Linked DNA regions of Homo sapiens: regions 2, 3, 4 and 5 are each linked to region 1. A link is a loop called in an ENCODE intact Hi-C map of the cell type or tissue named here. Cell type or tissue: B cell. All regions are shown on one strand. Region 1 overlaps SMC6 (structural maintenance of chromosomes 6). Region 2 has its middle 180 kb from the start of RDH14. Region 3 has its middle 14 kb from the start of MSGN1. Region 4 has its middle 270 kb from the start of KCNS3. Region 5 overlaps KCNS3 (potassium voltage-gated channel modifier subfamily S member 3).

Evidence for each region. Hi-C counts contacts between places; a loop is a spot of excess contacts. Peaks named below come from ENCODE experiments on the same cell type or tissue, not always from the same donor. Only the 100,000 strongest peaks of a DNase experiment are listed, where the experiment ranks them.
Region 2: it touches region 1 in a loop (22-fold over the local background); 26 of 110 quality-filtered maps call a loop at or near these places.
Region 3: it touches region 1 in a loop (19-fold over the local background); 65 of 110 quality-filtered maps call a loop at or near these places.
Region 4: a loop joins it to region 1, with 21 times the contacts of the local background. A loop is called at or near these places in 11 of 110 quality-filtered maps.
Region 5: it touches region 1 in a loop (17-fold over the local background); 2 of 110 quality-filtered maps call a loop at or near these places.

What each region holds. Positions count from the first base shown.
Region 1 is chr2:17,717,614-17,722,613 of GRCh38, reverse strand. SMC6 (structural maintenance of chromosomes 6) reads left to right here. Exons shown (of 28, transcript NM_001142286.2): 10 at 1,353-1,472; 11 at 1,576-1,674; 12 at 4,391-4,537. Among named protein-coding and RNA genes, the nearest start is that of SMC6, 34 kb to the left of the region's middle. In B cell, CTCF peaks have their summits at 2,658 and 2,861; a DNase peak (open chromatin) is centred at 2,853; H3K27ac peaks cover 1,532 bases.
Region 2 is chr2:18,375,161-18,380,160 of GRCh38, reverse strand. No RefSeq gene overlaps it. Among named protein-coding and RNA genes, the nearest start is that of RDH14, 180 kb to the left of the region's middle. In B cell, CTCF peaks have their summits at 1,703 and 1,905 (motif pointing right); a DNase peak (open chromatin) is centred at 1,920; H3K27me3 peaks cover 264 bases.
Region 3 is chr2:17,828,228-17,833,227 of GRCh38, reverse strand. No RefSeq gene overlaps it. Among named protein-coding and RNA genes, the nearest start is that of MSGN1, 14 kb to the right of the region's middle. RefSeq lists a silencer at 2,640-2,769 and an enhancer at 2,767-3,267. In B cell, CTCF peaks have their summits at 2,292 and 2,498 (motif pointing right); a DNase peak (open chromatin) is centred at 2,497; H3K4me3 peaks cover 815 bases; H3K27me3 peaks cover 341 bases.
Region 4 is chr2:18,146,937-18,151,936 of GRCh38, reverse strand. No RefSeq gene overlaps it. Among named protein-coding and RNA genes, the nearest start is that of KCNS3, 270 kb to the right of the region's middle. In B cell, a CTCF peak has its summit at 2,086 (motif pointing right); a DNase peak (open chromatin) is centred at 2,106.
Region 5 is chr2:17,916,229-17,921,228 of GRCh38, reverse strand. KCNS3 (potassium voltage-gated channel modifier subfamily S member 3) reads right to left here. Exons shown (of 3, transcript NM_002252.5): 2 at 3,358-3,549. Among named protein-coding and RNA genes, the nearest start is that of KCNS3, 40 kb to the right of the region's middle. In B cell, no CTCF peak of the experiment used is centred here; no DNase peak of the experiment used is centred here.

The sequences.
Region 1 (5,000 bases):
TTCAGTAGCAGTGAAAACAGCCAGATATGTGGAACTGGAAAATGTGAGGAGATGGAGGAGATAGAGACAATTTTCATGAAACCTGGATAGAAAGGGAAGAAGAATTTTAGAGGAGGAGGTGGTGCCAAGGGATGGGTATTGGTGGTTTTGTTTGTTAAGTTGGAAAGATGAGCAAGTAGGGATGAACATGAGTCATGAAGAGGGTAAAGTGGAAACAAAGATGAAAAGATGTGATGGAAAATCAGTGGATTTAGACCTTTGAGAAGATAGAAAAGGGGTAGAATCCAAGATATAGGTAGAGGATGGTATGGGTCTTAAATATGAGGCCACCTCTCTTGTTGCAAAAGGAAGGGATGGCTGCTTTAGATTTGTAGATTGTTGAGGGAGTTTCTGTCTGATGGCTTCTAATTGTCTAAGCTGGAGAGAGGGAATGAATGAGGGAATATGGTGGCAGGGTGTATGAGGTGTATGAGGTTTGAAGAGAATGATAATAGATTGAAAGAATTTTGAAAATGGGAAAGTGCATTAGATAGGGAAACAAAGTAAGGTCTACAGTGTTCAGGCCCAAGTTGAATTTGGTAAGCATGGATGAAGGGTAGAGGCTGTCTACCCAGGTGGACAGAATATGAAGTCCATAAGCTACAGAAATTGTTTGAATATCACAGTATTTGATATTTTTAATTAATTATTAAACGTGAACTCAGTTCCTGGCTAACATGATGAAACCCCGTCTCTACCAAAAATACAAAAATTAGCTGGGTGTGGTGGTGCATGCCTGTAGTCCCAGCTACTTGGGAGGCTGAGGCAGGAGAATCGCTTGAACCTGGGAGGTGGAGGTTGCAGTGAGCCGAGATTGTGCCACTGCACTCCAGCCTGGTAACAGAGTGAGACTCTGTCTCAAAAAAAAAAAAAAAGTGAACTTAGTTAAGAAAATTATAACTTGTTTGATTTTCAGAAATAAATTTCTTCTCATCCTTACATTCTCTTTGGAATGCCTATTGACTCTGCTTTGAGGAACAGACCATCATGTCTATCAGATAGGGAATAAAGAGGGAAAATGGGAAAGTGAGTTTTGGGATTTCTCTATATTTGTGTAGTCTTGAACCTTTAATTCCTTTGCTCTTCATCTGAAGAGTATTTGGCCATTTTTATAGTGCAGAAATTCACAAAATTATTGGACTTACTAAAAGTATACCAAAGAATCAAGAATAATTTTAAAAAATAGAAGTTATTTTTAAACGAATATTTATGTAGTACTTGTTTAGGCATTGTTTTTAAAAGAAATAGATTTGCAAAAATGTGTTTTTTCAACATTAATAAAAAATACGTCCGTTCTGTTTTCTTTTTTTAAGCGGCTTACTGAACTAAAGCGCCAGTGTGTAGAGAAAGAGGAACGTTTTCAAAGTATTGCTGGTTTAAGTACAATGAAGACTAATTTAGAGTCCTTGAAACATGAAATGGCTTGGGCAGTGGTAATTATCACTTAATTACTTGTTCACGTATCTATGTGATATGCAGAATGTATTTGGTTATTATTGTTAATCTGATCAATTTGCTATATAATTTCTTTCTTAGGTCAATGAAATTGAAAAACAATTGAATGCCATCAGAGATAATATCAAAATTGGAGAAGATCGTGCTGCTAGACTTGACAGGAAAATGGAAGAACAGCAGGTAATTACAGTTTTTAAATGCAGATTTAATAGGTTGAATCATATGAAATTACAGATATTAGACTATTTATGACCCACCAAACCATCAGTTTCAGACAGTATATTTGTCTATATTTGAATTGATTGCTTAGGTGAAATAGACCTAAGCTTGTTTTCAAGGCCTGTTGTGGTGACTCTCTTTTGAAAAGAGTACTCTATCCTTGATAAACCTGTCAGAGGCTAGGGCTCTAGAACTCATGCATATTGTCAGTGGAACTTTGTTACTGACAAGACATAGAAGAAGAGCATGAAGCTTTTACTCTTTGGTTCATTAAGGAGTTGAAACACAAAAAGACCTGAGAAATAAAGGGGTGCTAGAATAATATAAATTAGAACCACATTAAAGGTAAGTATCAGAAAGTATGAGAACTCAGAACTGAAAACAATGCCCAGAGATTGCTAAGGGAACTGAGATTTATGGTCCAGAACCAAGATGGCATGTCAGAGGATTTCATATAGATGGAAGGCAAGTAGGATTCATTGTTAGGTCTGTTAAGGTTAATTTCAGCCTGACATCTAAGAGTGCAGGTAGAAACTACCCTATCTAAAATTCAAGAAAGTCATAAAAGTCTTCCACACGGGCCTAGAGGTTACAGAAGTTGAGTGTTGAGTAAAGGCAGTCATTCTCTGTTGAGGCTTTCCATGTGGACCCTTTAACATTCAGCAGATCCACTCTTTATACTCACTCTTTCTGTTTTGAACAGCTTTATTGAGATATCATTCATATACCACATAATTCACCCATTTAAAGTGTATAATTCACTGGGTTTTAGTATACTCACAAGGTTGAGCAGCCAGAACTGTGGGGCTCCTCATGCTGTAATGCCAGAAGTAGAACTCCTAGTTTTTTCCTTCTTTACTCCCCTTCCCCCGCAAATGTACTCAATGTGCCAGTGTAGCTTACTTACCTCTTAGCATTTTCTCTACTTTGCTTAGGAAATTTCTTTCTGGCCCCCAAGCTTGGCTGTGGTATAGAATGTAATCTTTCCTAGCTTGCTTTTTCCTGTCTGCCTCCAAGATAAGCAGATTGATCTTTTTTTTCTTTTAAGGGTTATGACATTAATTCATCAGAGGTAATATATGAGTATGTAAAAATAGGTAAAGATAGGACACTTAGCGATTTCTGGGCTAAGTTTCTTACTCCCTCTTCAGGCAGTAAGTGGAATTTCAACCCTTTCCACCTCTCACCTTAAATTTTCATTTCTGAAAGAATATTCTGAAATTTTCACCAAGTATTTTTCTCTTCTCACCCTCAATTCTCAGCTTATCATCAGGTAAGGCCTTAAATACTTTCCTCCTCAAGCATTTCCCAGTCTAAAATGGAATCCAGTCTGCGTAATAGATGCTCACCTCTTTTTTAAATGGGAAAGGAGGATCATAAGGCTAGGTTATGTTTACTTTTGTAGGCCTTTTTCTCCGTTTAAGCATTTGCATACTCTATGTTGTAATTGGCAAATTTCTGGAGGGTAAAGACTATCTTATTTTATCTTTATATCCTTACCACCTTGTCTTACATAAAGCCTTTCACATTGTGTGTGCTTGATTATTGCTTGTAGAATGACTGTTAAATGGAAGGTTTCTGAAGAAACAGTGTCTAAAGCAGACTTTAAACTTTTGTTAATTTAAAACTGAAAAATAATATGAATTATGTTTAGTTTATATAAAACCTGGATCCAGCTTTCATTTTTATTAAAAAAACAATTCCTCTACTCATTGTCCTTGGGTGCTTTCATGTTTTAATGGCAGAGTTGAATTGTTTTAGGAGAGACCATGTGGCCCACAAAGCCTGAAGTGTGCACTATCTAGCTCCTTGTAGAAAGGTTTGCTGACCCCGATCGAAATAGTTCTCATATTTGTTCCTTCTAATCAGTCCCTATTGCCAGCATCCCAGTTTGGTCCCTAATTGTCTTTGTTCCATAATATATTAACTTCTTACTGAAATCTTTTCCTTTGATTTTTCTGTCTACCCTGTGTTCCAAGTGCTTCCAGAGTAATCTAACATGCAGACTTAGGAGATAAGAGACAGACTTAGGTCGTCTTCCTGTTGTCAAGAAGATTAAGTTGTAAGCTGTTCATTGTAGAATGCGAGGCCCTTCTACCCCTTCATCTCGTCTCCTGCCATTATCCTTTCAATTTAAGCTCTAGCAATATTTAATTTCTAAAGTATTAATACCTTTGTACATGCTCTTTCATCTGCCTCTAACACCTTCCTCAACTTATTTCCTGGTACACTTAGATTAATTTTTAAAATCTCAGCTCAAAATACTACTTGCTCTTTGAAGGCATTCCTGACTTTTTCTGGCCAACCTCTGGTTTGTTTCTCTGTGCTACCACAATTAAAAATAAATGTACCCTACTTTAGTATTATTGTATACAGAATGTATCATCAGTTTGTGTTCTGTTTTTCTGCTAAATTATATCTCTCTCTTTTGTGTTATCTGAGGACATTTGTTATCATGTCTTTGTATCCCAAGAGGATAACACATTTGTTGGATAACTAACTGTGGGTTAAGATCAAATTATATTATAGTATTTTATATAATGTTATGTTATGTTTATTTGCCTGATGTCTTGAGTGAAGTTAAATTTATTATTGGTATATGAACTATAGATAATTATTTTTTAAAATTCTCTCTATTGAAGAAAAAATATACTTCAATAATGTTATTTTCTTAAAGGTCAGACTTAATGAGGCAGAACAAAAGTACAAGGATATTCAAGACAAACTAGAAAAGATTAGTGAAGAGACAAATGCACGAGCACCAGAATGTATGGCATTGAAAGCAGATGTTGTTGCTAAGAAAAGGGCCTATAATGAAGCTGAGGTGAGATAAATTTTCTAAACTGGAATTTTAAAAGCCACACAGCAAATATAAAGGCTGTTCTTCTATCCTTTTTTATTATATTTTATTTTTTTTGAAATAGTCTTGCTCTGTCACCCAGGCTGGAGTGCTATGGCGCCATCACGGCTCACTGTAGCCTCTTATCTCCTGGGCACACGCTATCCTCCCACCTCGGCCACCTGAGTAGCTGGGACTACAGACATCTGTCACCACAGCTGGCTAAATTTTTTTGTATTTCTTGTAGAGACAGGATTTCACCACAATATCCAGGCTGGTCTTGAACTCTTGGCCTCAAGTGATTTACCTGCCTCAGCCTCCCAAAGTGCTGGGATTACATGTGTGAACCTCTGCACCCAGCCTCTTCTATTTTTTTAATTATTATTTTTCTGAGACAGAGTCTCACCCTGTCACCCAGGCTGGAGTGCAGTGGCGCAATCTCAGCTCA
Region 2 (5,000 bases), 660 kb before region 1:
AGTTTGCAATAGGGTTCAGGCTCCTGAGAAACTAATGCCTCCACTGATGTGACAGGAGGCGGAGCTCTAGGCGGTCATGTGAACGATGCGGAGTGGCTGTAAATACAGATTATGCTTCCCTCCCTCGCCTGCAGCTTACCTCCTGCTGTGCAGCCTGGTTCCTAACAGGCCACGCACTGGTACTGGTCCATGACCTGGGGGTTAGAGGCTCCTGATGTGAAAAATAGACAGATGATATAGAGATACAGAATCTCTCAACATTAGCCCTACTGACATTTTGGGTCAGGTCATTTTTTTTCTTGACAGGGACTGTCCTGTCAGGACCATAGGGTATTTAGCAGCGTCTCCTGTGGTCTCCACCCACTAGATGCCAGCAACACTCCCACTCCACGACAACCAAATATGTCTCAAGACATTGCCAAATATCTCCATGGAAGAAAAATCACTCCCAATTGAAAACCACCGATATACAGATACGGATGGACATTACATAGATGTAGATATGCATATGTAAATATGTGCACATATAACATGCCCAGGTGTGCACGTGCCTGCACACACACACACACACAAACACGTAAGATTTACTTGCTGTTCATCCCTAACACTAAGGTTGTAGCCTTTGGGGTTCCAGCTTTATGTAGGTCTCGAATTTTCACTGAAACTGTCTGAGGAAGGTACTATTATTATTCCCTGTTGACACTGATAAGCAAACTGAAGCTCTCAGAGATTGAGTAACTTGCCTAATACCACACAGCTAGTCATACTGTGGTGAGATGAGGCGGTGGTCTCTAGTCAGCTATGAACAATCTCTAAAACTTATATCTTTGATTTGGCTGAATCTTACCAACCTTACACCTTCCTGTTCCTCTTCACAATAGTTACCTGTTTATTCAGAATATTGCTGTTGCAGAGACTTCTGTAATGTTCTTCCTCTAACCCTTTATGTCATTTACATCATATGTCTGACCTTCTCTAATGCATCCTCTTGTGTAAAGACTTCCATTTCTCCAAGCTCAGCTCAAGTAACATCAAATGAAACCTAACACTGGAATGTAGACACCCTTCAACTAGAGATTTCATTAATTTTTAGATTCCATAGTTTCCTAACAAGACTCACTGAATAGATACTGTGTTACACAGTCCAGATCCCCACTTCAGGGCCAACATAGCCTGGTCTCAGCGTCTGGAAATATCAGCTGCTAATTTATAATGTGACCCTGACAGAAAATTGCACTTGACTTTAGGGAACTGGTTTGTCCAAGGTTATACACCTCACAGGAGCTCGCCCATGGCCAATAATTGGCCAATGCAGGGACACAAAGGCCCAGTCTCCCTTAATTTGGGACAATTCCAAAAGGCCATCTCAGCTCCAGAGCTCCCCATGAGACTGGCTGTGGCAGCAGTTCTAACTATGTTGTTATTCGGCTTCTCTTTCTGCACAATTCTGTCTGTGTAACTTCTTCATAGGTGCACCTTCTGAGAGTAATCACCCATAAACCATCTATATGCTACTCTTTGTTTCATAATGATCTCCAGATAATCCAATCAATCCAGTTGATGTCAGCGGTGGATCTAAGATGTGGACCAAAGAGAAATGGATGGAGCATCTGGTAGTTTGTGATACAGAAAAAACACAACTATCAATAAGCATACTGGTATTACATATTTTAAAATCATGTTGCACTTTCTAGTTGGAAATACATTCTTTTGCAAAATTTCTTATCAAACATCCATGAAGTCCTTGAAGGTTTGCAGAAATTCCTCCTAATTCCATGGAAGAGATGTGCATGGCTGTATCACCTATGCCAGTGTCCAGAATAAGAGCCATTCTCCTCCTGACTCCTCATCCTTGGCCTTTGCCTCCCTTCGAGGGTCTCCTGGCTCCACAGTCTTCTTCGGTGAAGAGTTACCCCTATCCAACAGCAGAGGGCAGCAAAGCCTATATTCTGACAACAGAGATTTCCTTGACAGGGATTTTCAGTCTCAGGGCAAATAATTTCAAAGAACTTTGTTACTGAAGACTAAAGCTAATTAAATTATCACTCTGGAGTGAAGATTACCCAGAATTAGTAAAAAACAAAATTTGCATATATTAAGTATACTGACTCCTGGAATAAACCCGAAAGCACAAGGGTAAATCAAACCCAAGATATCCAATAACCTCAGGGCCTCATCTGAAATCTCTGAACCCAGGAGTGAAAGGAATTTGAGGTGAGGCTGTGGCTCCATGAGCTTTCCATCCTCCTTCCATTCAGTCCATTTGTGCTCCTCCCCAACTGATTGGACAAACGCCACTAGGAAGCAAATGTGACAAATCACAGTCATGGCTCCAAATGACCTCAGGAAAGAAGGAAATGTTCCTATTCATAAACATGTCTCCCAATTTATTTAGCATTTTTTAAAAAGTATTTGAAAAATATTTTATAACTTTTCCATATTTGCTTTGCACAGATTTGCACAGATTTGAATACCTTGTATTTCCTTACTTCACTTGCAAACTATGTATTTTATTGAAACTGCATGTTTTAAAACTATGGCTGGTGTATAAAATACAATTGTCTTTTATTAATATCAGAAAAAAATATAAATTATTAATGTAAGCAATTTTTATAGTTTTTTTGGCTTTTCTGTGAAAACAATTATATTACTTGAAGTTAATGATAGTTTACTTTCTCCTTTCCAAACCTCGTACTCCTGCTTTGTCTTATACTAGTTTATTGGCTAGAACAACCAGTAAATGGTTAAAATAAGAGTGGATAGCTGGTATCCTTGTCTTTCCTCATATCTTTGGGGGAATACTTTTAGTATTTTATCATTGAGCATGATATTTTCTGAAGGAATTCTTTAAAATACATAATTTATCCATTCGTAAGAGATTAATAATGATAAAATGTTTAATGTCTTCAAATATTACTTTAAAATTCATTGTGATGATTCCACAGTTTTCTTCCCTCTGTTTCTTAGTATGATGCAGTAGGCACATCGTCCATGATCTCATCCCTGGCAGCTGTGAGTTTGTTAGCCCACATGGCAAAAGGAACTCTGCAGAAGGGATCAAGTTTAAAGATGTTGAGGTGGGGATATCATCCTGGGTGATAGAGGTGAGCCCCGTCTAATTACATGATCCTTAAAAATGGAAGAGGGCGGGAAAGAGTGGGTCAGAGAGATGCAGTATTGGACTAACCCACCATTGTTGGCTGGGAAGAAGGAGAAAGGAAACCATGAGCCAAGGAATGCCATGGCCTCCCAAAGCTGGAATCAGCACACAGTTTATGGCCAGTAAGAGAACAGAGACCTCGGTGCTACAGCCACAGGGTACTGGATTTTGCCAACAATCCGAATGACCAAGGAAACAAATTGTCCACTGCAGCCTCCAGAAAATAATTCAGCCTCGTCGGCACCCTCATTTTAGTGCAGTGAGGCCTCCATCTGACTTCTGAGCTTCAGAACTATAATATGATAAATTTTCAGGATTTATTACATCAGTAATGGAAAACTAATACACATGGCAAATCACATGAAAAGATTTTCTATTTTGAACCAACCTTACATTCTTGGAATAAAGACAGCTTGTCATAAAGTATTAATTATCAATTTGTTATACATCGTCCAATTCAGTTTGCCAAGAGTTTGTTTTGGATTTTCCTCTATCATTAGAAGTGGCCTGGCACTTTCTTTCCTTATACTGTTCTTTTCAGACGTTTCTATCAAAGCTATCCTGATCTCAGCGTTAGGGAGTGTTCTGTGTTACACATCCTAAAATTGGTTGCTGTGGGACTGCAATTCTTTCTTCTATCAAAGCTTTGTAGAATTAACCTGTTTATTCATTTGCACCCTGTTTGATCCTTGTGGGAAGACCTGAAGCACTGATTTAATTTTTTAATAGTTATAAAACCCTGCAGTTTTTCTATATATTCATAAGCCAGTTTTTATTATTTATTATTAGTATTCATTTTATTTGGCTGTATATGACAAAACAAAACAACTTTAAAAAACAGGCCCCTGCCCTTCAATGTATGTAGTTTCACTTACACAAGATAAATAAATTCTAGAGCTCTGCTCACAATATTGTGCCTACAATTAACAACATGGCATTGTGCACATAAACATTTGTTAATAGAGTAAATCTCATCTTAAATGTTCTTGTCATGATCAAAAAAATAAGGCTTAAATAAAATAGAAATTAATTTCTCCCTCACATAAACATAAACTCTCCAGGACTGGTATAGTAGCTTTGCGATGGGTAGAGCCCTAAGTTGTTTCTTCCATGTTTGCCCTAGAGTTTCCAGGATACACTCACAACCAATCTTAGTCCATTACAAGCATCACTATAGCACTTCCTGGGTAGTGCCAGTGCCTTGTAACAGAGTATTCTCAGTGTCTCTCTTTCATCCCCAATACCCTTGCTGTCATTTTTCTCATGTATTCGTATGCTATAATGATGCAACACATTGCTAGCTATTAATACTCTAAGGAATTAATTAAGAATGAGGAAAATAAAATATTTTATTTTACCTTCATTTATCCCTTCTCTGATTTTTTTTTTATTCTTTATGTGGACCCAGGTTTCTAACTTCCATAATTTCCCTTCTTTCTGAAGAACTTCTTTTAACATTCCTTTCAAGGCAAGTCTATTGCTCACAAATTCCCTCAGTTGCTGTTTGTCTGAGAAAGTCTTTATTGTTCCTTTACTTTTGAAGGAAAATTTCTATGGATAATAATTGTAGCTTGGTGGGTTATTGTCACACTTTAAATATTTCACTCCAGGCCGGGTGCGGTGGCTCACGCCTGTAATCCCAGCACTTTGGGAGGCCGAGGTGGGCAGATCAGAAGGCCAGGAGATCGAGACCATCCTGGCTAACACAGTGAAACCCTGTCTCTACTAAAAAATACAAAAAAATGAGCCGGATGTGGTGGCAGGCACCTGTAGTCCCAGCTACTCGGGAGGCTGAGGCAGGAGAATGGCGTGAACCTGGGAGGCAGAGGTTGCAGTGAGC
Region 3 (5,000 bases), 110 kb before region 1:
TGAGCTCAGAGGGAGACCCTGACTCTAAAAAAAAATGTTATTGCTCAAGACAGGACATCAGATCTCCTACTTTCTTTTGGTTTAAAAGCTAGTTTCAAGGAAGGATCTGACTTTAGAAGGAGCAAGAAATTTAGGGATCTGAAAATGAATATTAAACTGTTTTTATAGAAAATTTTAAAATAGCAAATCCTGAAGCTAAGGTCCATAAAACTGAAGCAGTGTTTCCAAAGGTAGACTCTTTTTGTTAAACAGGCACCAGAACTTTAGCCAAAGACTAGGGTAGTTTGAGAAGAATTTCCCTGGAATGATAGGAATATTTCTTCCTCTGTTTATCTGCAGAAAAAAGTACTGGCTTACACCACTTAAGAGAACAAATTTCTTCCACAGCCATATCTTGGCCTCTTCAAATACAAGCTGAGCAACGTTTTACCCAGAAGACAGTGACAGTACTGTTAATTTAGTAATCTGAAAAAAAATTTAAATACTCATTTTAATTTTAGTTGTTATGATTTTAAAGCAAGAGTCATAATTATTTTCTGTCCTACTTCGGAGATAGTATCCACAGTCCTCTGTCTTCTGCGGCTGTTGACATCTGTCATTCCTTTGTAGAGTGTTATTCTTCCTGGTTATTAAGATCATCCTTTTTCCTTGATTTTATACCTTCTCTAGAATGTGTCTTCACTGTTTAACAGCTCTGAAAATTCATTTTCATCTGTTCTGAATGTTCTCCCCCATTATATTTGAATATTGCACCTTCTTTATTTTCTCAAGTCTCTCTTTATGGAAATCCATTAGATATGTTAAACATTTTTATTCTCCCTGCCTCTTAACCTCTCTTTCCTATTTCTTATCCTAAATCCCTTTGTGTTGAATTCTGGGTAAATTTCTCATATCTGTCATCCAGTTTCTCTCTCTTCAGTTGTAACCAACCTGAGGTTTAACCCATTTGTTGCCTTTTTAAAAGTGTCCATGACTATATTTTTCACAATTAATAGTTCTAATAGGTTTTTCAGATTTGTTCTATCACGTATTTCTTCTTAGTCTTCATTTTTTTAAACTAACTTTATGCTATGGAATAGGTTGTTCAGTTATTGAAATCTGAAGAGTTGTAATCCTATCTTCTAATTCTGTTGGTTGTGTTTGCTCTTTCTTGTTCATAGTGTGTGTGTTAATTTGTATTATTCTCTCCTCTTAAGACACTTGGAAGACCCGGATTGAAGCTTGTCTCTTTGTCAAGTTTATATCTGCTTCTGCCAAGCACCTAAGGGATATTAATTTTAATGGCCATTTCTACGCTTGGGTTTCCCCAGGCCATGCAGGTAGTATACATTCATACTCTAAACCTATACATGGTGCAGACTCATTGATACACTGCTTCCATAAGGTTCCAAATACACTATTTAGTTCTGCTATAACTAAGAATTCACAGTGCAAAAATTACTGAATAATATTGTAAATGCTGTTTATCAGTTTTCAGTTTTTAGACTTGACTGATAAATGTACAGAAAAAAGTGAATTGTAATTAGATTTATAATTTTTTCCAATGTAAAAATTAGGAATACTTAGGAGAAAGAAATTGACATTTATCCTTTTCAAACATTCTTTCTTTCATATATATCACTTTAAATCGTAAGGTAATCTCTGAAAGGAACCACAGTAGTTGTCTAGGCAAGGAGGAAAGCTAACTTCACTTTGCATTTTCAGTTCTTTCATATTCTTTGAACTTTATTTTTTGCTGTGTAGGTAATTGAAACATGTTTATAATAATTCTGTGATCTCTAGATTGGACTAAAGGCAACAGCTTCTTTAAGTGAGCTTGAGTCTTTGTCTCCAGGATGGACCCTTTATAGGACCGCAGTCTGTGACATCTTGACACACTCCTACCTGCCATAGTGGAAGGAAGAAGTTCATGTACTGCAAACTCTCCTCAGCTAAGCTTCCGACCTTTTTGAGGGGGGAAAAAAATTACCAGAAATCCTTAACTTGAGGGGAAGGAAACAGCATTGACTCCATCAGTCACTGCGGGGAGTTTAATTATCATCTAATCATCACATCTGGCCTGTGACACAAGCTTTTGTACCCCGATTTTGCAGATAAGGACACTTATCTGGCGTTTACGAACCATGTGATTTTGCTAAGTAACTACACAGATGAGCCCTTTTCACCAAAGCACCCGAGTTTCTCACTGTCCCTTTATGAAATTAGAGTCATCAAGCTGTTCCTCTCGCCTTGGTACCAGATCTGTTCAAAGCCGGGCTCAGAGGAAGGCACCTGTCCTTCCCTCCCAGCCCTCAGCAGAGTCCAGGAGCACCAGACTCCGAGGCTCAGCCTGGGCATCCTCGGCGTAACCCATCCGCTCTGCTCTTCCTTATCCACAGCCCAGTACTAGGTCTGCAGAGCGCCGCGTGCTGGCCTGGAAATAAAGTGCTCTGAAGGGATTCCTGGAGTTTTCCAAGCACTGGGGGCCTCCCTGCGAGCGCGATCGTTTGCAGTTAGCACGGAATCCTGGAGGGGGCGCCCGAGGCCTCCCACGAGCCAAGCGCGGACTGCGGGAGCGCCCGCACCACCCCGCGCACTTGAACACCCGAGGGTTGCGGGATCTGCAGCCAGTGACTGAACGCCTGGTGGCTGGGGAAACTTACAGGCAACTCCTCACAGAATATATAGCCTCTGTTCTCAAATAGGATGAGCAGGGGCTTCAAAAAGTTGGGGAACTAGCGTCTGCTTCGGGTACCTGTGTCCTCTGCAGGTGGGAGCAGAGACCTCGCGCTGCCCAATTGCTAAGGGTCCTCGAGTTTGTTAGACCAGCCCCCGCCTCAGAAGTGGAAGCTCAATTATTCCTTCCCAGTAATTAAAATGCACAACCAACAAACAAAAACAAGGCCCTAGTGTTTCTCTGGCACCTTTTGCCTCTTTTAACTAGAGCCCTTTATGACCCAGCCTCTGGCCCTCTGGCCCCCAGGGGCGCACTTTGGCGCCTCCAGCCTCATTAAAGGGTGAAAAGTGGGCTCCAGGAGGCCTCAGACGCTCACCTGCTAGGAGAGGGCTTGGCAGGGGAGCACCGGAGTAGGAAGGACTCAAAGGGCCTCTTTTGCAGTGGCTAAACTCCACAGAGGTAACTAGAGCATATTATTGGATATAAAATTGCTTTTATATCCATATTTGAACCTCTGGGATCTTTGAAAAGTTATTCCCCTATATGAGAAAACCAATCAAAATGCAGAGGCATCTGCACTGCCATACGTCCATTAGCCGTGAATGGGGAAATGAGTCTGTCTCTTCCCTCCCACTGGTGGAGTATATAATCTTTAAGTGTTAATCACAGATAGTACCTGTGCTCAAAAGCCTCCCAAGGAATCATTCCTCGTATGTACATCCTCCTTCTGTACCTTCTATGTTCGGGGTCTTTACCTGAATGAGGGCAGTGCCTCTGAGGGGTCTCGGAGAAGCTCTGAAACCAAATAGCCCTTTACTAGGCAGGAGCCCTGGGAAATTCACCTCACTTCTCTGTGCATCGTTGTTCCATCTGTAAAATGGAGATGGTGATGTCTACCTCGCAGCCTTGCTGGAGGTGTTAGGCTGTGCCGGTTATGCACTGAAGTGAACCTTCCAGAACAGAATGCTCGGGGGCTGATCAGAATCTGGAAATGCTGTCTTTTGCACTGGCTCTTCAAGAGCTTTTGAAGCAGGACCCAGCTTGCTTTCTCACGGCTTCTCCTGCCCTTTCACCCTACTCTATAGTTCCATTAGGAATTCCCTACCTTCTCTCTTCCCACCCTTCTAGCCTCAGTTTCTTTTGTAACCCCTAAATCCCTCCTTCTGCACTTCCAATCCCTGAGAACATTCCTCCATTCCCAAACTTTGGAGTGAACTCACTGTTGAAACCATACTCCTCTCTAATCAATTATAGAACTGAATCCTTCCATGCCTGTAGTATAAACCTCCAGAGGGCAGGGACCCTATATCTCTCTCAGGAACCAAGCACAGGCTAAGAAACATGCTATCAGTTTGTGAATTCCCATTCAGTGAATAAATTTGTCCTTCTCACAGAAGGAGCCGAACACAAAGATATTTGCTAAATTCATCCCCTTAGCTTCATGTTCCAGCCCTTGAGAATCTGTACCCAAACTCATTCTTCCCCTCTATGTCTCATTGCTCATCCCTACAGCATTGATATGGTTTGGCTGTGTCCCCACCCAAATCTCATTTTGAATTGTAGTTCCTATAATCCCCATGTGTGGTGGGAGGCACCAGGTGGAGATAATTGAATCATGGGGGTGGTTTCCCCCATCTTGTTCTCATGATAGATAGTTCTCATGAGATCTAATGGTTTTATAAGGGGCTTCCCCCTTTGCCAGGCTCTCATTCTTCTCTCTCCGGCTGCCATGTGAAGAGGGACATGTTTGCTTCCCCTTCTGCCGTGATTGTAAGTTTCCTGAGGCCTCCCCAGCCATGCTGAACTGTGAGTCAATTAAACCTCTCTCCTTTATAAATTACCCACTCTTTGGCATGAGAACAGACTAATATAAGCAGATTCCTGGCTTGTTCCTTTACTCTTGCTGCTCTGTAACTTGAAATGCCCCGTTCCTGTGTCAGGATCCGAGTTATCTATCTAGGTTCAGGTTCAATACCAGCTCCTCCCCAAAGCCAGGTGCCCCACTAAACAGAAAGCCTCTCTCCATCTGTCTTAGTTCATTCCTGCTGCAATAGAAAATACCTTAGACTGGGTAATTTATAAATAGCATAAATGTATTGCTCGTAGTTACAGAGGCTGAGAAGTCTAAGATCAAGGCACCAGCAGGTTCAGTGCCTGGGGAGGACCTCACCGCTGCTTCCAAGATGATACCTTAAATGTTATCCCCTTCACATGGTGGGAAGGACAAAAAAAGGCAAACAGCTCCCTTGAACCTCTTTGGTAAGGTCACAAATCCTATTCATGAGTGCCCCATTGTTATGATTTAATCACCTGCTAAAGGTCCCCACCTTTTAATACTATCACA
Region 4 (5,000 bases), 430 kb before region 1:
TAGGAAGTGGGCAACCCATTCACCACATTAGGAGTGAGAATAGCCATGTTGACCAGGGTAGGGCTAAGTTCATGTTAAAGATCCTGTATGAGTTTGCTGGGGCTGCCTTAACAGAGTACCACAAACTGAATGACTTATACAAGAGAGATTCAATGTCTAAAGGTTCTGGAGGCCAGAAGTCCAAAATCAGGTTGTCGGCAGGGCTATGCCCCCTCTGAAGGTGCTGGGGAAGGGTATGTGCCAAGCCTCTCTCCAACCTTTTGGTAGTTCCTTGGCTTTGTGGCAGAATTCTAATCTTCACATGACGTTCCCCTGTGTGCATATCTCTGAGTCCAACCTTCCCTCTTTAATAAGAACACCAGTCATATTGGATTAAGAGTCCACCTCCTTAACTAATTATATCTGAAATGAGCCTTGATATGGTTTGGATCTGTGTCCCCACACAAATCTCATATTGCATTGTAATCCCCGGTGTTGGATGTAGGGACTGGTGGAAGGTGATTGCATCATAGAGATGGATTTCTCATGAAATGGTTTAGCACCATCCTCTTGATGCTGTTCACAAGATGGTGAATGAGTTCTCACGAGATCTGGTTGTTTAAATGTGTGGCACCTCTCCCTTCACTCTTTCTCTTGCTCCTGCTTCCACCATATGAGACATCTGTTGCCCCTCTGCTTTCCACCATGACGAGAAGCTTGATGGGGCCTCCTTAGAAGAAGCCACTGTGCTGCCTGTACAACCTGTGGAACCATGAGCCAACTAAATCTCTTCTTTTTAAATTATCCAGTCTCAGATATTTCTCCACAGCATTGCAAGAACGAACTAATAGAAGCCTGTTTCCAAATAAGGTCACATCCTGGGGTACTGGGGGTTAGGACTTCAACATCAATAATTTTAGGAGGATCCACTTCAACCCATAACAAATACCTTCCAAGGAATACAAACCACAACCCAGTTCTCTAACATAGGAAATAGAAGTTGCACTGGCTGATTTCTAAGGGCCATTTCAGCAGGATCATTTTACAATTTTATCTGGAGGCAGAATTCTATCACAAATTCTGCATATTACAATTATGTGGAGAAGCTTCTGAAAAACACCATCTCTGCCTTAGACCAATTAACCAGGCTTTCTAGGGGTGGGTAGAGTCTGGACATTTTAAGCCCCTAAGTGATTCTAATACATTTTGAGAACTACTTGTCTATAATATTTCCCAAGAACAGGCTGAGATTACATGGTAGGAGTCCAAACTATCATCCCATGCAAAATACACAAACTTAACCTTTTTCCACATAGGAATATATATAACAAAAGTAGTCACAAATGCTCATTATAGATAAGAAAGTAGCTATAATTCTGAGGCCAACCCCTAGAGTTTCAATCAAAATTCCTATTTTAGTGATAATGTGGAGTAGGTATCACTTTTTAAGACTCTCTGGCTGAGTTTAGTCTCCTTTGTCCTCGCCTGTTTCCTGGTAACGTAACATTGGTCCTATGTCCCTTTGATTGCATTTTAATTGACTGTCCTCCCCATAGGCAGTGTGCTCCCTAAGGGTTAGGTCTGTGCCTTAGTCATCATTCTAACAATTATGCCTGATACATGCATAGGAGATATTTTTGCATGAATAAATGAGTGAATTAATCAATGTGAAGACTCAGGATGGAAAGTTCAAAGCAAGAAAATTGCTTTAGTCATTTGGAAGCTTAGTCCTTTGGACTATATTGCTATAGTCATTTGGAAGAATAGCATATTTGCCATTTTGCCAATAAAGTGTTTATTTAATTTTATGACTTTGATTGAAACAATCCTCATTTGACACCAAAGTTAAGAACATAGTGAGTTCTGCTCTCTTCTTGTAAGACTATGGTTTCTAGCAAAAATACTCTACAAAGCAAATGAGTCAAGGCATCAGACACTTTTTCTAGAGACTAGTAGCTTTCTCCTTTGGAAATAAAGTAAGACCTCAGAGATTTATGGGAAATCACGAAGGATGTAAAGCAGAATTGCTTGTCAGGCAATATATTGCCATGATTTGAATATCCCTTCCAAAACTCATGTTGAAGCTTAATCCTCTAGGTGGCAGTATTGAGAAGTGGGCCTTTAAGGGCTCTGCCCTCATGAAAGAATCAATCCACTTACGAATTAACGGATTAATGGGTTAATGTATTATTGGGTTATCATGAAAATGGAACTGGTGCCTTTATAAGAAAAAAAAGAAATACCTGAGCTAGCACATTACATGCTTAGACCCTTCACCATGTGATAACCTGAACCACCTCAGGACTCTACAGAGAGTCCCCCACAAGCAAGAAGGTGCTTACCAGATGGCCCTTCAACCTTGGACTTCTCAGCCTCTAGAGTAATAAGAAATAAATGCATTTTCTTTATAAATTACCCAGGTTCAGGTGTTCTGTTATAAGCAACAGAAAACTGATTAAGACATATAAGTACGCAGAAAAGTTCTTACACAAAACAGAATTACACACATTACTACTTCCTGGGAATCCAAATGAATGACTCTATAATATGACAGAGGCCTTTACACAAATCTTCTTATGGCCTCATAGCTTTCTCTTCTAAAAGGGAGGTCCCAGTAACACAGGGCAATAATTATGCTTATTTTGCAGGAAACTGAAATGTAGAGATACTTAAAAATGCAAAGTTTTATCTAAGTAAATTCATATTCACTGAATACCTGCTATATCCCATGCATGGTGTTTTGGAGAGAAAATAGAAGTTAAAATAGGGCCCTTGACTTAAAGGAAATTTCTTTCTAACATGGGAGAAAAAAACACTAAATAGTTATTATATCAGACAGGATATTATCTCTGCAGCAAAATGCTCTCAAAAAAGCATGATAGCAGGTTAAAATGAAGATAATAGCCAGAAGATGATGGGAAAGTGATATTGGAGCAGATGTCTAAAAAGGATCAAGTTTTGATAGGTATGTGGAAGAGATCCTAATAAACGAAGAAAAATCAAGGCAAGAATAGAGGTAGGAATTACCATCATCAGGGAAGGGTGACCCACTCAGTTTCCCAAAGTGTGAAAATAAATGAGGGAGATAATCATGGGAAGGCAGTTTCAGAGCAAATCTCTAAGGGCCCTGAAAGCTTAAGAAGTTCGACATTAACTTTGAAGGCAACTGGCAACCATGGAATATTTTGAGAAAGTTCTTATAACTGAAGCAACACTAAAAGAAGATTAATCTTTCAATAAAAGTTTAGGATATAATTTAAAAAGGAAAAATGGAAGCAAAAACCAAGTATGATAGATGAACTCAATTATAATGTTGGGGAGAAGATGGAAAAGAAAACACAGGCCAGAGCCACATGACAAAGAATTGATTAACAGTTCCTGTCCCTGATGGCATCTGAGCACATGCATTCGTGTCTCTGTCTTCCAGAGGGCCCCTGGAATAAAAGTAAGTGAATATGCCTATAGGAGCAAAGGTATCTGAAGAGAAAACTAATCTGCCAATAAAATGGAGAAAACCAACTACCTTATGAAACGATTACTTCAGATCTCCAGTCATTAGAAAGACACTACCAGCATGAAGAAGGAAGATCAAGATAAATAGAGAGAATAACTGATCCCATGAAAATAAAGATAGTTCAGAATATTAAAAAGAAAAGCTGCTTTAACTAGGATTCTCAAAGAAATTCTAGAAGGTAGTACAGGATGGTATAAAATTGCAATAGAGAATAAGAAATAATTCTAGGAATTTCAACATCAAGTCAAGAAAAGCTCCAGATAATAAGGCAGAAAAAAATTAAAAATTTAAGAAAACATTGAGATATATAGAAGATTAATTTAGGAGGTTGTAATTAGACATTTTAATTAGGAAGCAGAGATACTATGTATTATGGGATAAGAGACTTGATGTAGGTATTAAATCTTACCCAACTGCAGAAAGAACTTGTAGGGGAAATTAAAATCTAGAAGAGGATCTTGAAGACAAGAGCAGTCAACCTGAGAAGAAGCTAACCACGCTCAGCCATCAAAACAAGACTTCAGAGGAAAGGATCTTGGAGAGGTGTCTGGGTAACTGGGCCTCCACTTTGCTCCTTGGCTGCACTACTAGTGAGTCTGCTGCCATGTGTCTGGGTGTGGGCTTGGGGCCACTGTAGGTGACAGAGTCAATGATCAGGAGAAAGAGCTGGGGACATAGCAGAAGAGAGCAAGAAAAAGGTGGAACCTACAGACAGAGAGTCTGTCTGTCACCACAGCTAAGCACAACAGCCCTCAGAGGGCAATGCTAGTGCTTTATGTCAGCCTTCCAAGTCTCAAGTAACTCCTCATTTGGCCAAATCTAACCCAGAACGCGCAAGGGAAGGGGATTCTAAGAAACGAATTCCAACTTAACCACTGAGATCCAAAATCTGCTCAATAAAAGTTTGAAAAAGAACACAGAAAAAAGAATTGAGAAAATTATCACTGGAGTGAAAGAGGGGAAAAGAGAGACACACGTCTTCAGATTAGAAGGCACAACAAAGACAAACTCGGTTGTATTTTTCAAAGACCCACACCTAAAACACTTTTGTTAAATTTTGAAATACCAGTGATAATCAGAAGCTCATAAATGCTTCCAGAAAAACAAATTATATAAAAATATATAATTTGTTTGAAGGACTTTCACTAAATGTCTTATCACAAATACCAAGGACCATAAGACAAAATGGCTTGGAAGCTAGGGTTCTACACTCCAAGTGCAAGGGCCAAGGAGGTCATTTTCACGGCAAATATCAAGATATCAGTAAGCTTATTTTCAAAATACCCTTTCTGAAGAAGTTGCATGAGTGGATTTTCTAATATAATAGTACTAAGTCCAAAAAAAGAGAAAGATATGAGATATTTCAAATATGTCAGCCATGTGTAGATTAAAAATAGCTCCATATGACAGCTCTGCAACAGGACTAGAAAATTATCAGTTTAAATTAAAACAGGAAATCAGTGAGCTCCACAAATCCATCTTCTCAAAAAGTAGACACTTTCTAAGT
Region 5 (5,000 bases), 200 kb before region 1:
TTGTACATGTTAAAATTCTCCATTAAAAATGTTTTAAGAAAAATGTGCTAAGCATCTTTTTTCAGGCTATGCACTGTGGTAAGTGCTTTCATATACACTATTATTCACTCTTTTATTCTCAACAACTGGTGCAGTACATAGGCACTAGCAGGCAATGAGTACATGTAACTGAATGAATGAATCATTGTCTTTAATTCTCTAACAGCCCTAAGTCATAGACCTTAGACTCCCGTGTTGCAAATGGGGACATCTGAGGCTCAGAATTTGCCCAACGTTGTCCACCTTTTATGCGGCAGACTCTTTCCACAATGCCTCAAATATGAGTATTTAAAGTTTATTTTTTTAAGTGGGAGGAGGTAGAGACTGGCTGATGTTCTCATTTGCATATTATGTCAGCCATACTGTAAGGAGATTGACATTCACATGCTGAAGACACATGGGGTCTAAAATCAGGCACATCTGAGGGTACAGTGGCATTGGCCACAAAGTAGAAGACCCAACTGCTATTTTCATTCTCTTCTTAAAGCTAAACTTAGCTTCACTGTATTGATTCTCCTCCCTACTATCAACCCACATCACTCATGGTGAGAACACTATATATACAGTATTTGACCACCTTGTCCCTCTTGGTGTTTATAAGATTGAAAAGAAGAAGAATATGTCAAAAATCCAAGAAACTCCCTGGCAGCGTAAAATGAAAACTACCATTGATTCAGTTGTCTCCAACTGGCACCCTGTAAAGCTTTTTCAAAGCCATTAACCTTTTATTCGCCTCCTCTTGGTCCACTTCCTGCTCTTGTTGCTTCATGCTCTCAAACTCACCTAAGAAAATATTCTCAAAATTGTGTCTTTTCAAGGCTGACTCATACACATATACACAAGCTCATGGCTGTCTCTGATAATGCACCTGCTTTGCTCAGAAAAGTAATGAAAGTATTATAATACAAGCCAATTTGTCTTACTGGACAGAACTGCTTTTTGGTATCAATTTCATAAAAGTAAATAAAAACCCAGATTTGTTTTTCCTTCTTGTTTTGTAGATGTCCAAAAATCTACATTAATCCTTTTTCATCAAAGAAAAAAATACACCATTTTCAGCATTTAACACTGCCTTCTTTTTGGAACATTCTTCTAAGAGTTTTCTTTTATTCTATTAAATTTAAAAAGAAAGCTCATTTTGATTTTTTTAAAGAGTAGGTCATGCTAAATTCAATTTCTGGTCATGCCATGTGGGGATATACAAAATGGAAAAACCAAGCAAACGTAAACAGAATTGGAAACCTAAACTCAATCCATACCCATGTCTCCTCCTTACCAACCTCCTACCAGGTGCCTCCCTGGTAAGAGTCTTCTCTTACAGCATTGTCTGAGCATGGCGAGGATCCTACATGGAGCCAACACCTCCAGTAGCTTTCCAAGTGGTGCAGCCCAGTCCACTGAGGAAGGCTTGCTGTAAAGCGTGAATCCCACCGGCCAAACAGTCAGGCAAGAAAACTCCCTGCCAGGTCTGTTCTGCGCTGGACATGTTCTGACAGCATGGGCCACAGTTGGACAACACATGAATGACACAGGTCCATACAATTTGCAGGGTCCCAGGGTGCTCTATTCCAGAGCATTCATAAACTGAATGCAACGTTTCAATGTTGAACTTAACAAAACAAAAACAGCATGTCCTCTTATTCATGCTGAATTATCAGCATCAACTAGCAAAAAAGAGGGAAAGACTAGGATTCTGAAAACTTGTGTCTGAGCTGCCTCTTCTTATCTGCATGACCTTGGGCAGGTGAAGTCTTCATCTATAGAAGGAGTTTATAAACCCACCTTGAGGATAAAATAACAAATGTAAAAGTCTTTTGAAAACATAAAGCACAAGCCACATGTAAAACTGTGTTCCAAAAATAAAAGACTGATATAATGGTATTTCTACCTTCCCCCACTTCCTTCCCCTATTCCCTTCCCTTCTCTTACTCCCACCAACTAGTACAATCACATTAAAGTTGTACTCACTCCCTCTGGATCTGTATTTAGTGTGACTGCTACTCTCTGGAAACTCCAGGGATCTCTGTAATTCACACAGCTCATCTCCAAGCAGAGAGCTGCTCAGAAGGCTGAGTGATTTAGTGAGCCAAACAACCAGAAAGCTGTCCTCTTTGTAAAAAGCAAAGAATCGTAGATGATAGCTTTTCAAACAGAAACAGGAAAAACCTGGACTTTACCACAAGAGGGGCCCCTAGCCCTGCTGTAAATACTCCATCACATCTCCAGCTGAGCCAGGTTGCTTGGAATCAAGCACATACAGAGGTCTGTCATGGGAAAGCTCTGCTGCCCAGGGGAGGGAGTTTTGGAGAATTTGGGCCCAGGCCAAATTAATGGTTCTCTCTTCTCTACCCTCTCCCATAGCCCATTTGTGTACACCTTGATTTTAGCACATATCACAAGGCATTATGATGTTATCTACAATTCTCCTTATTCCCCACAAGTCTGATTGTTGCTCACTCTAGACTCCAAGCTTCGCTGTGGAAGGGACCATGTATTATCCTCTTACAGCTATAGCCCCTTATGCTAAGTGCTGCCCACAATCTAGTAAAAGATACTTGCTTTTATCTGGAGGAATTAACAAAGGCTATTACTACTTTTGTCAAAGAGCTAGCAGAATGATCTAGAACAGGCATGGCAAAATTAAATACCTCCGGTGACCAAACAAGTCAAACAAATGAGATGGTTGGGGATGGTGGTGAACTGTCCCCACTTGTCTAAGAGGCAGAGGCTACTCAGCACTAGAATCCTTTTTAGGAACAGAGGCCCAGTATAGACATATCATTCCGTCTTCCCAGGAGAACCTGGAAACCCTGATCCTTATGTGGAATATCTCAAGTTTAGTTAGAATTGATCCAACATGTTTGAAGCATGATGTGGCTCAAACAAAGATGTGCCTCTGGCCCAGGTACATCTGATGAGCTACCCAGTCTGTGACCTGAGCCAGACTCTGACCAATTCCAGTCCACAACACACATTTTAAGCCAGACTGGCTAACATGAACACAAATGGAACCTAGTTACAATAACAGTAGTGTCATTCTCTCAAGTCTGAACTATAAATGTCAAAAAAGGGAGAGGGAGAAAATGTGAACCACAGCATTTTCTAAAGTTGGCCAGTGGTGTCCCTTAATATAACTCCAATCTAATCCTTTGAGACCAACACTTTTCTTCCCATAGTCATCTGTCCCAACTGCCCAGTGGATTTGACCATCAGAAGTGTCTAACTTTCATCTTTCTCACTACACTGTAACGCTCATTCTCATCCTCCTTTGATAAATAATGGGTGCTTGAGAAAATAAGATAGAATGGCAACTCTTACCCTTGAGGTGGAGATGCCACACGCTCTGCCTTCATCCTGCCCGGTGGGACGTCCATCATCATCCAAGAAGCTCTGCCCTTCTCAGCACACTGGAATGTGTGGTGCACATAGGCATTTGGTGGCCAAAAAGAAGGGAAGAATCCTGTTCTCTGGTTGTACAGGCCAAAGCAATCACTGGAAAATCACTCTCACCTGCAGAAAAAACCATCAGCCAAGCTGTAACTGCAAGGAAGAAATACACCCAAGACATTCTACCTCAGGATCAACACTCTGGGCACTTTGCTGATGAGACTCAAATCTGAAAGCCCCACCTAATTCTCAGCAAGTGGGGGGTGGTCTCTTCCCCCTGTGGAACCATCACTGCCATTGGACATGTGCTAGGTTTAAGGATCCTCAGAACTCAACAGTAGTGAAAGTCTTAGGATTCCTCTACTGACAGAGGCCACTAAAACATCTAAAGATAAAACCAGGCACTAGAATTAGGGCTGCAGTTACCTACTCCCACATGGTTTCTTATAGAAGTGTTATTCTCCCAGCTAATTCATCGAGATATACTTGTAAGCTTCTAAATGAACGCATTCTAATCCATTTCAAAATCTACCTTCTGGGTATTACTGCTATAATAGAATTAACACTGCTGCTCTAATTTGAAATCAATAGATTTCAAAGGCTGGCCAAATTCAATTTTGCTTTATTTGCCCATTATTATATTTCACAGATCAGAAATGACACAGGTGCAATCACAGTTTATGTGTGTGGTTATGTATATGAAGTGTGTGTTGGGGGGATGTTTTAAGTTTCTGTCACAACAAATAAAAAGCCAAATTTCAGTTTCTCTCTCTGAATAAATTTTAAAAGGCAAAAAAAATCCAGTTTCCACCCAGGTAAGCCTTGCCTCATGCTGATGCATTCCCATACATTGGTACTAGCTTCTAAGCATCCATCCATTGATTTTCATGTTTTTCAATCCACACCAGGTCCAAAAGGGGGAGGGAAAAAAAAGAAGAAGAAGAAAATATTGATTCTGATAAAAAAAAAAAAAAGTGCCTCTGGCTAGGCCAGTGATTAAACAAACATTCACTGTGGTTTATGATCTGCTGGGCATTATCTTAGGCACTGGGATTATAAACCAGATGCAGTGCCTGCCCCCAGTCCCTCAAGAGCTCTCAGGCCCAAAACCAAATAAACAAGTGAATAGCATCCTAACAACATCAAGGGGCAATGGAGGGGGAATGAAGCAGGAACACAGTTTCCAAGTTGTCCCAGCAACAGCAGAGCAATCCTTCAGCACATCTGGACTTTGCAGAGGGGTAAATTCCCACCTCCAACAGAGATTATACTGAAGAAAGATCCAGAAGCCAAATGCAGCTCCACCCAAACTGAACTTATAAGATGGAACACTTAGCAGAGGAGGTAGAGAAATCTCAACAGGGTAAGTAAAATCAATTCAGGTGCTAAACTCCTCCTCCTTCCTCCTCCATGCTTTCCTCCTCCTCCCCTTCCTCCTCCTCCTTCTTTCTCCCTCTTCCTCCTTCATGGCCTCTCAGTGGCATGTCCTTGGGTCAGCCTCAGTTCTCTGCATTCCAATGAAACACAGAACTGCTGCTGCACCTTGGTAAAAGGATATAGCACACACATAGTTT